Regions from separate parts of the Mus musculus genome. Here region 2 is linked to region 1. Evidence: chromatin loops called from intact Hi-C (ENCODE). Cell type or tissue: heart. All regions are shown on one strand. Links, peaks and the distances in the headings refer to the core of each region. The heading gives the core; the rest is flanking DNA.

Region 1 (5,398 bases), core at 301-5,300:
TGACTAAGAACCTCCCTCTCTTAAAGATTTTTTTTTCCTTCAGAAATTTGTCGCTGTGGTTGAACAGTAAAGAGAACACAGATTCCTGGAGTGTTAACCTCCATTTTATTAATTATATTTTCTAATGCTCTACTGATAGCTAGCCCACTCTACTAAAGATTATTTTCTTATCATATCCACTTGTGACCACAAAGAGCTAGAGTGTTCATTTCTTTCTCATTCTTCCCTTAGGATAACATATAAAATGAACAAGTCAATCAGGTCCTATCTCCATCCCAAGATCAGTTGAGATTTGCCAACAAGGCATTGTAGCAACAATTTGCCCAGGAAACAGACTTGAGGAAATGTTTATAAATAATTTTTTAATTATATGGCTAACAGTAAGTGAAGGCCTAGAGGCTGGACAGTAAGGCACTGTTGTATTGGGGCCTATTGTGCCTTTAACTTTCTAAGAGAAAAACTGTCCCTCAAGGGCATAATTCCACAATTGTTTTTATTTGTTATATATATTTGCTTTATAATTTGTATATCTTTGTGAACTGGGTGCTTTTGTTCATAAGTGTATGTACAGCTTAAAAGCATGAAGATATGAATGAATTAATGGTCACAATTTGCCCTCAGTCAGTGACTCTTCTATTTTATTCTTATTCTTTAATAAAAAACACAAAACATCAAAATAAATAGAAGTTTTACACAACGTGAGAAATGTCTGAGATGGGTAAAGTATACACAAGGCCTTGATCTCACACCTTGTATACAGGTATTAAAGTACCATATTGTGCTCCACAGTTTTTTATACTTATCATCTATCACACTCTATTGCTGAAGACACCACATATCTGAGTCAGGAAACATAGAAATCAATCAATGAGTGCTGATCTTAATACTTTATTCCTACTGGCTAGCTTTCATTGAACTAAAAGATTCTAGACACAATCTTACTCTTCTGTACACGTTATGAGCAACAATGATACCTTGACAAGTTATGCCCACTGATGCAATAGTGGTTCAATGTTACTGATAAGTGACTGATTTCTGATCGTATGTAAGGCCTCTCCACTAATAAAACTCATACCTGGCAGCGTTACTGGGGCCAGGAACCTTGGCTAGATATGCTATAGGACCTAGGGTAGAACCCTAGGACTATTATTCTGCTAGTGGGCATAGTATTAAAATGACTGCTAATCATTATCACTATACTCATAGGTTAGGGCATCCATCAATTCTTGCATTAGACTGAAATTAAAAGAAACCCAAAATTTGTCAACATTCAGAGAATAAGAGATTACAGAGTACGAAGTCATAAATGGGACATCTTGATAGCATTCTTTCCCACAAGACTCTGAGATCATCACAGAAGTGTGGAAATATTGTTCATCCAGAGGTGATGATGATGTTTTGTAGACCCAACAATACTCATAAGAACTCACAGGGAGTGTGACAGACTGCATAAGAAACAGCACATCACTATGGAGAGCAAACTGTGTATGAATTCTTCAGTTTCCTTTGTTTATCATTCAAGACTCTGGGGGACTGCTGTTTATTTGAGTTATTAGCTTAAAACCTTTTGGGATTTAATGGTGACACCCTACATTTTAAAATATGTTGCTTGTTCTTTGCCAATTTCCCCAGAGAAATTCACATCTTGCATATAATCCCACAGTTCAGTTCAAACTTACTAAAAAGTCCGTAGGTCCCAGCATGATAGCCTGTTCTGTCTCTGCTAGCAAAGACATAGAAAGTTCCTGTTTCCACAAGGCCCTGGTAAGATAGATAATGATGCTCACTGTGCTGTCTTTGTATATGTTTTTTACCTACACATAAGTATTCAAATAGGTTTATAAAAAATTCTGGTAATCATTTAGTATATCTTATATTGGAATCCATATAATAGCAGTTTGTAGCTCTAGTTCCTCTCAGATAGGATTGAAACTCATGAAATTTAAGATGTAACAAAAAAACGAAAATAGCATGAAAAATGGTTAATTAAAAACACATTAGAAGATATCTATTAGCATAAAGGAAATTCTTGCTAAATTTGACTGAAAAACTTTAACAGGGTAAGGAATATTCCTACTATTTAATATTTTACCTAGTGTCGATAAAAAATGTTTCACCTCTTCTTTCTGAGAACTAATTACTCTCCTGTGCTGAGCTCAATCACATGATGCTTTCAAACATTTAAATATCAACTAAATCCTCTCAGTCATTATCTAAAACTCATGACTATTACTGTATCTATAATCACAGTTCATAAATTAGTGTATTTATCTAAATTCTTCCCATTTCAAAACACCCCCATACCTCTTATAGCCTAGATTAGTCACACTCTATCTCTGTCTTTTCCTTAGCTGCTAAGTTTCTGAAAATGAAACAAACGATAGAACCACCACAATTTCCCCATCCACTCCCTAATACACACCCAGTGATTGGCACTTTCAGTGTCGGCGAGGGCACCTGCCTTTCCCACAATCAACAACTACTCTGAACTCCTTTTGATTGTTTCAGTGTTTAGTAGAGGTGGCTGCTCAAGCACTTCAGCATTGTTAACAACATATACACAGGAGGTTACCAGGGTGTCTCCTCTTTCGTGGCTCTCACAAACCATTCAGGTTCTCCTAAACTTCCAAAATACTTTGTCTTCATTATTTTCTTTTAATAACCTACTCTCCTTGGCTGTTCACCTGTTCTGTGGGATTTAAAAGAATATTCCTAGAAAGCTATGTCTAGAGAGTCACACCTGAAGGTCCATTCCAAATGCCTGGACATCTTTAAGTAGGCTTCTATTGATCACTTTAAACCTGACTTATTAAAAATAAATTTATGCTTGTTTTCCTGTGTTCCAGTGACTCTCCCACATTAAAACATTCCTATTTTTTTTGCATTCTTAGAAATGACTATTTATTCACATAATCTGGTGAAACTTAAAATTCTAGAAATATAAAAATAAATATATATGCACATTTATGTGAAAAATATTTACTTGGTTTAACAGTAAAAAAACTATTCTAAATATCTAATTATAATTACTAACGTAATAAATTTTAGTTTTCTACACAACAGAATTTATTTCCTAGAGTATTTTTTCTAATCAGAAAATTGTCTAAATACTTTCTATAACTGTATAATTTGTTACTTCTTAGGATGTGAGCACTGGACAGGCAAATGCTACATATGCAGGACAACACAGAATTCCTAAGCAACTTCACATCGCAATTACCAACCTTCTTGTTGACTGGCATTCCTGGCCTAGAGTCTGCTCACAGCTGGATCTCCATCCCTTTCTGTTGTCTTTATGCCACTGCCCTCTCTGGCAACAGCATGATCCTCTTCATCATTGTGACCCAGCATAGTCTGCATGAACCTATGTACTATTTCCTCTCTGTGCTCTCTGCCACTGACCTGGGTTTGACTTTTTCTACAATGTCAACTACCTTGAGAATCCTGTGGTTTCAGGCAAATGAAATCAGTCTAGATTTTTGCATTGTTCAGATGTTTTTTCTCCATGGATTCACATTTATAGAATCTGGAGTGCTAGTGGCTATGGCTTTTGATCGTTATGTAGCGATCTGCAACCCTCTTAGATATACCATGATTCTTACTAATTCTAGAATCATTCAGATGGGTTTCCTAGTGATAATGCGTGCTCTGTTATTAATAGTCCCACTGCTTCTGCTCCTTAAACCTGTCTCTTTCTGTAAAAGGAATACCCTCTCCCACTCCTACTGTTATCATCCAGATGTGATTAAGTTAGCATGTTCAGACACTCGAGCCAATAGCATCTGTGGACTAGTTGATCTCATTCTGACCACAGGGATAGATACTCCATGCATTGTCTTATCTTATATACTGATCATTCGCTCTGTCCTCAGTATCGCCTCCTCTGAAGAAAGGCACAAGACCTTCAGCACCTGTGTGTCCCACATTGGAGCAGTTGCAGTTTTCTACATCCCAATGTTTAGCCTGTCTCTGGTACATCGATATGGTCGGTCAGCACCCAAGGTAGTCCATACAATGATGGCCAATGTTTACCTTCTTCTACCCCCTGTGCTCAACCCCATCATCTACAGTGTGAAAACAAAACAAATCAGAAAGGCTATTCTTAGTTTGCTCTTTGCAAAATGAACACAGAATTTTCTTAACTTTTGAAAATCCTGGTGTGATTTTCATGTTCCAAAAACATTGTTGGAGATTCCCCATTAGATGTGCGTGTTTTCAAGTTTTTAATTTATTTAGCAAGGTTTAATGAATACTTAGATTTTTTTCTGTTTAAAATATGCTATGCTATGCTATGCTATGCTATGCTATGCTATGCTTTTCATGAGCTTTATAGCCTAACCAGGGAAATGTAAATTGTAATGATGAAGAAATAAAACTATTTCTCAAAGTAACTGACATTTCCTGAAAGTTTTGTGCTAGATTTTCTCAAATTGCTGACAAAGCATATTCTGCCTATCCTTCAGAACAGCACAGCAAACTGTGTAACTATTTACAATACAATTAAAATGTACACTGTTGATTAAAAGAGTCTAGAGATTTCAGGTCACACATCTACCATGGATCAGAGTTGATATTTTAATCTATGATTCCCACATCCTAGAGACCATGCTCTTTGTTAGGCACTCTGCTGAATGTCCCCAGGGCAGATCCTCCATGGCAAGAAATAAAGTGTGCATCACCTTGAATCCACGCCTTGGTTTTCAGTTTCATAGCCTTTTCAAAACTACTTAGCTTGTTGTGTTCAGAAACAATACAGGATATACATGATAAGAATAAATGGTTCAGACAAGTAATAGTCAAAAGAAAGCTTTTGTAATCCAGGATATTTGTTTGTTTGTTTATTTGTTTGTTTGTTTGATAAATGAAGTGGAATTCTGGCTCTAGAACAGACAATCAAGTAAAATAGAAGAAATCTTAGAGTAGAGGTTCTTGATTTATTTCTTAATGGTTCATTAAAATTTTTATAATAGTTTATATAATGAACAATGACTCATTAAGAATTTAATACATATGTAGCAGAGGATGGCCTTGATGGTCATCAATAGAAGAAGAGGTCCTTGGTCCTGTGAAGGTTCTATGCCCTAGTGTAGGGGAATGCCAGGGCCAGGAAGCAGAAGTGGATGGGTTGGGGGGCAGGGGGAGGGGGAAGGAGAGGGAATAGGAGATTTTCAGAGGGGAAACAAGAAAAGGGGATAACATTTGAAATGTAAATAAAGAAAATATATAATAAAACAAAAAAGAAAAAAGGAAAAAAGAATTTAATGCATGTTATTGTTATCAATCTGAAGCAAAATCAACATATTCATATTACTATGTTTTTTCCTTTGCATGGGGTAATAGAAATTAAAGGATTAGTAAACATACACCCTTCTGTACAATAAACATAAACATGACCAAA
Region 2 (5,398 bases), core at 164-5,163, 190 kb before region 1:
ATCAGAAATTCAAAAAAAATGGATTTCAGTGTATTAAACTATTCAATTTTTCTCAGAAATTTTTATATATTTGTAGATATAAATTGAATGTACACATTAGATTCATCATTAAGTATTTAATATTAAATTGTAATAATAAGTACCTTATAAATTACATCTTTTATGCCTTTAACAACTAAATATTAAAACAAAGTCAGTTTATATTAGCTCTTTTTTCCCTAAAGAAACTCCAAACTTAGGTTTATTTTCTAATATTTTTTAAAATTTACTCTCTTATATAACTCATCTCAACTTCAGGTTCCCCTATTTCCACTCCTCTCAATTCCCAATCACACACCTCTCTCCATCCTCAGATTCACTACATATGCATTATTTCTGCCTATAAGACAAAACATGCTATTTCTGTTTCCTAATCTTACTTATTTAAAACAATGATCATCAGTTCCATTTATTTTCCTTCAAATGGTAGAATCTCATTTCTCTCTTTAAAAAAAGATTTATTTATTATTATATCTAAGTACACTGTAGTTGTCTTCAGATGCACCAGAAGAGAGCGTCAGATCTCATTACAGATGGTTGTGAGCCACCATGTGGTTGCTGGGATTTGAACTCAGGACCTTCAGAAGAGTAGTCAGTGCTCTTAACCACTGAGCCAGTTCTACTGCATGTATATATACCATACCGTGTTCTTTTTATCAATTAATATGTTGATTGACATCTAAGCTGATACAAATTTTTAACTATTATGAATAGTACTGCAAAAAAATGACCATGTAAGTACATCTATAGTATGGTAATAAGAGTTTTCAGAAGATATAAGTGAGACGATATAGCTGGATCAAGTAGTACTGACATTTGTAGTTCTTTGAAGATGATCCTTACCAATTTCCATAGTAGCTGTACCATGTTACACTTGCTCCATAAAGATTCTTCTTTCCCCATATTTTAAGTAGCATTTGTTTGCTTGTTTACTTGGTTAGCATCTGACTGATGAAAGATGGAATCTGCAGGTAGTATTCATTTGTCTTTCTATGATGGCAGACTAGCAGACATTTATTTGACATCTGTGCTAATTTTCACAGCTGTCTACTTCATTAACTCACTTATGATATGGAGGAGAACATTTAATATTTGCACTTCATATATTCTGCTTATCAATTCCTAACTGATATGTAGTTCATAATAATTTTACAGTTCAACAAAAGTAATCATTTAATTTGCTGTGCAGAAGCTTCTTAACTTCATATGATCATGTTTGTTAATATTTAGGAATACTTCCAATACCAGTGGAGTCTATTTTGGAACAGTTTATGCCTCTATCTTGATGTGTTTTCTCTGTATTTTCCTCTACCAGTTTCAACATTTCATATTTTATGTTGTTTCTTTAATATCTATTTTGAGTTTCTAATTTTTTTCAGAAACTGGATTTATTTTCATTTTTATATATGGATACCCTAGTATAACAGCAAGTTTCTGCAATTTTATATTTACCAGCTTCTCCTCTTACATCTTTAGCTTGTCTTACTTCTCCTGTGGGTTACATAAGAGCAAAGGTCTCTACTTTGTCTGTGGCTTTAGAACAGTGCAAAATGTAATAGTGGGCATTTAAAAATCAATTTGTACTCCAGTGAGTTCAGAAGAAATTCTGTGTTTTCTTTATCTCAAGGCCTATTTCAGATATGGCCTATGATTTTAAAATTTATATTCCCTCATGAATATTGTACACACAATATTGAAAACTCCTTACATTCTTCTAAAGAATTCCTTCCAAAATATTTTTGATGTGTCCTTGGAAATCCTTAAATTTCAGAGTGTAAACAAAACTGGGTACAGTTCTACTTTTGAGTTATCAGCCATAATAATATTAAATGCATTATTTTAAATTTTTGCCCATGTCCATGCTTCATGTACATATTCAAAAGTTTATGGAACACAATGGTGTATTTATTCTTATCATGTATATCATGTATTGTCTCTGAGTACAACAAGCTAAGTAGTTTTGAAAAAGCTATGAAACTGAAAACCAAGGCATGGATTCACGGTGATGCACACTTTATTTCTTGCCATGGAGGATCTGCCCTAGGAACGTTCAGCAGAGTGCATAACACAGAGTGTGGTGTCTAGGATGTGGGAATCATAGACCAAAATATCAATTCTGATCCACGTTAGATATGTGGCCTGGGTGTCTCTAGGGCTTCATTTAATCAACAGTGTACATTTTAATTGTAAATAGTTACTCATTTTGTTGCACCATTTTGAAGGATAGGCAGAATATGTCTTGTGAACCATTTGAGAAAACCTAGCACAAAACAATCAGGACATGTCAGTAACTTTGAGCAATAATTTAATTGCTTAATCATGACTCTTAACATTTCCCAATTAGGCTGTACAACTCATGCAAATCAGAGCAAACTTTTAACAGAAAACGTCTAAATATTCATTAAACCTTGATAAATAAATTGAAAACTTGACAACTCCAACATCGAATGGGGAAATCTCCAACCACATTTGCTTTTGGAGCATGAAAATCAGACCTGAATTTTAAAAAGGTAAGAGTTCTCTGTGTTCATTTTGCAAAGAGCAAACTAAGAATAGCCTTTCTGATTTGCTTTGTTTTCACACTGTAGATGATGGGGTTGAGCACAGGGGGCAAAAGAAGGTAAACATTGGCCATCATTGTATGGACTACCTTGGGCACTGACCGACCATAGCGATGCACCAGAGACAGACTAAACGTAGGGATGTAGAAAACTGCAACTGCTGCAATGTGGGACACACAGGTGCTAAAGGCCTTGTGCCTTTCTTCAGAGAAAGCAATATTGAGGACAGAGCGAATGATGAGTATATAAGATAAGACAATGCAGGGAATATCTACCCCTGTGGTCAGAATGAGATCAACCAGTCCACAGATGCTATTTGCCCGAGTGTCTGAACATGCTAACTTAATCACATCTGGATGATAACAGTAGGAGTGGGAGAGGGTATTCCTTTTACAGAAAGAGACAGGTTTAAGGAGCAGAAGTAGTGGAACTGTTAATAGTAGAGTGTGCATTATCACTAGGAAACCTATCTGAATAATTCTAGAATTCATAAGAATCATGGTATATCTAAGAGGTTTGTAGATCGCTACATAACGATCAAAAGCCATAGCCACTAACACTCCAGATTCTGTACATGTGAACCCATGGAGAAAAAACATCTGAACAATGCAAAAATCTAGACTGATTTCATTTGCCTGAAACCACAGGATTCTCAAGGTGGTTGACATTGTAGAAAAAGTCAAACCCAGGTCAGTGGCAGAGAGCACGGAGAGGAAATAGTACATAGGTTCATGCAGGCTATGCTGGGTCACAATGATGAAGAGGATCATGCTGTTGCCAGAGAGGGCGGTGGCATAAAGACAACAGAAAGGGATGGAGATCCAGCCATGAGCAGACTCTAGGCCAGGAATGCCAGTCAACAAGAAGGTTGGTAATTTCGATGTGAAGTTGCTTAGGAATTCTGTGTTGTCTTGCATTTGTAGCATTTGCCTTCACAATGCTCACATCCTAAGAAGTAACAAATTGTACTTATTTAAAAATATTTAATCCATTTTCTGATTAGAAAAACTACTCTAGGAAATTAATTCTGTTGTTCAGAAAACTAAAATTTATTAATTTAGGTATTGAAATTAGAGACATTTAGAATATACAAAGCTTTATATTCTTAAACCAAGAAACTAATCACATAAATTTATACACTTATATATTCATCTTCATATTTATAGACATTTAAGTTTCACAGGATTTTGTGCATAAATAGTGATTTCTAAAATGGCAAACAATAAGAATCTTCCAGTGTGAGAGACTCCAATCTTAGAAACACAGAAAACAAGCACATTTAATTCTTAATTTGCTAGGCTTAAAGTGAGCCGGAAAAACCTTCTTAAAGACTTTGTTTCTCTGGATTGGTCCTGCTGGTGTGACTCTTCAGACATAGAACTCTAGAAGCAATCACTTTGATCCCACATTATGGGTGAATAGCTGAAGAGAGTTGGCATTTAAAGGAAAATAATGAAGACAGAATATTGTGAACGTTAATAGGATAGATTACATTTTCTAAGCTATGGGATGCCTGAATGCTTTATGAGAACTATAAAACAAACAAACAAACAAACCGAGTGCATGGTACCCCCTATGTTTGACAGCAGTGCTGAACTGCTTGAGCACCCAACTCTAGTAAGCATGGAAACATTCCAATGCAGGTCAGAGTAGTTGTGACCTTGGGAAAGGCAGGTGCCCTCTCTGCACTGAAACTGACAATCAGCAGGGGTGGATTAGTGAGCAGATGGAGAAATTGTGCTGGTACTCTAGTTTGGTTCATTTTCAGAAACTTAGCAGTTAAGACAATTACAGAAATAGAATGTGACAAAAGGAGAGGTGTTTTGCAAAAGGGGGATAAACAAATTTATAAACTGTGATTATAGATACTGTAAGTAGTCATGAATTTTAGATAATGAGTGATAGGATTCAGTTGATACATAAGAGTTTGAAAGTCAGGTGATTGAGCTCAGCCCAGGAGAGTAATTAGATCTCAGAAAGATGAGGTTTAGCATTTTCAGTGACACTAAGGTGTATCAAGAAGTAGGTTGATCGAAAGTCACTCCAGGGAAATTTTCACTCAATACTTATGATTCTCCCAGGGAATTATGAAGAGTAGATTTTGTTTTTTTATCCACTAGTATCCAAATAGATAAATTTTGGCTTGAGGACAAGGTAGAAGATACATTTAGACAGGAAGATGATTTTACAGGCATGTTTAGGATTTATTCAATTAAAATTATAAATTACATGATTAATGTCTAGGATTACTAAAAATTAAACACTGACAATATTACCTATCCTGTTAAGGTTTTCAGTCAAATTTGCTTTATACTAATAAATATCATGTAACCTACTTTGAATTTACCATGTTTTCTTGCTTTCTTCTATTGTTGTTAAATCATGAATTTCATCTCTGAGAGTAATCATTACAATATTCAGCTACAAACTGTTTGATAATATTATATGGGACTCTAAAGATATGGTAGAATATAGAATTACTTGAAAATTCTGTAAGCTAGTTTGAATATTTATGTGTAGGTAATAAACATACACAAAGACAACACAGTGAGCATCATTATCTATCTTACCAGGGCCTTGTAGAAACAGGAACTTTCTATGTCTTTACTAGCAGAGACAGAACAGGCTATCATGCTGGGAACTGTGGGTCTTTTAGTAAGTTTGAACTGAACTGTGGGATTATATCCAAGATGTGGATCTCTCTGGGGAAACTGACAAAGAACAAACAACATATATAAAAATGTAAGGCATTACCACTGAATCCCAAGGCTGTAAGCTACCAACTTCAGTGAACAGTA

Evidence for each region. A loop is a pair of places that touch in the nucleus more often than their neighbours do. Peaks named below come from ENCODE experiments on the same cell type or tissue, not always from the same donor. Only the 100,000 strongest peaks of a DNase experiment are listed, where the experiment ranks them.
Region 2: it touches region 1 in a loop (8-fold over the local background); 3 of 42 quality-filtered maps call a loop at or near these places.

The regions. Positions count from the first base shown.
Region 1 is chr7:102,855,048-102,860,445 of GRCm38, reverse strand. Olfr566 (olfactory receptor 566) reads left to right here and starts at 1,681. Exons shown (of 2, transcript NM_001011536.2): 1 at 1,681-1,764; 2 at 3,144-4,125. The coding sequence starts at 3,166. The coding sequence ends at 4,125. In heart, for the core only: no CTCF peak of the experiment used is centred there; no DNase peak of the experiment used is centred there.
Region 2 is chr7:103,049,428-103,054,825 of GRCm38, reverse strand. It overlaps Olfr583 (olfactory receptor 583), which reads right to left and starts at 3,526. Exons shown (of 1, transcript NM_146757.1): 1 at 2,567-3,526. The coding sequence starts at 3,526. The coding sequence ends at 2,567. In heart, for the core only: no CTCF peak of the experiment used is centred there; no DNase peak of the experiment used is centred there.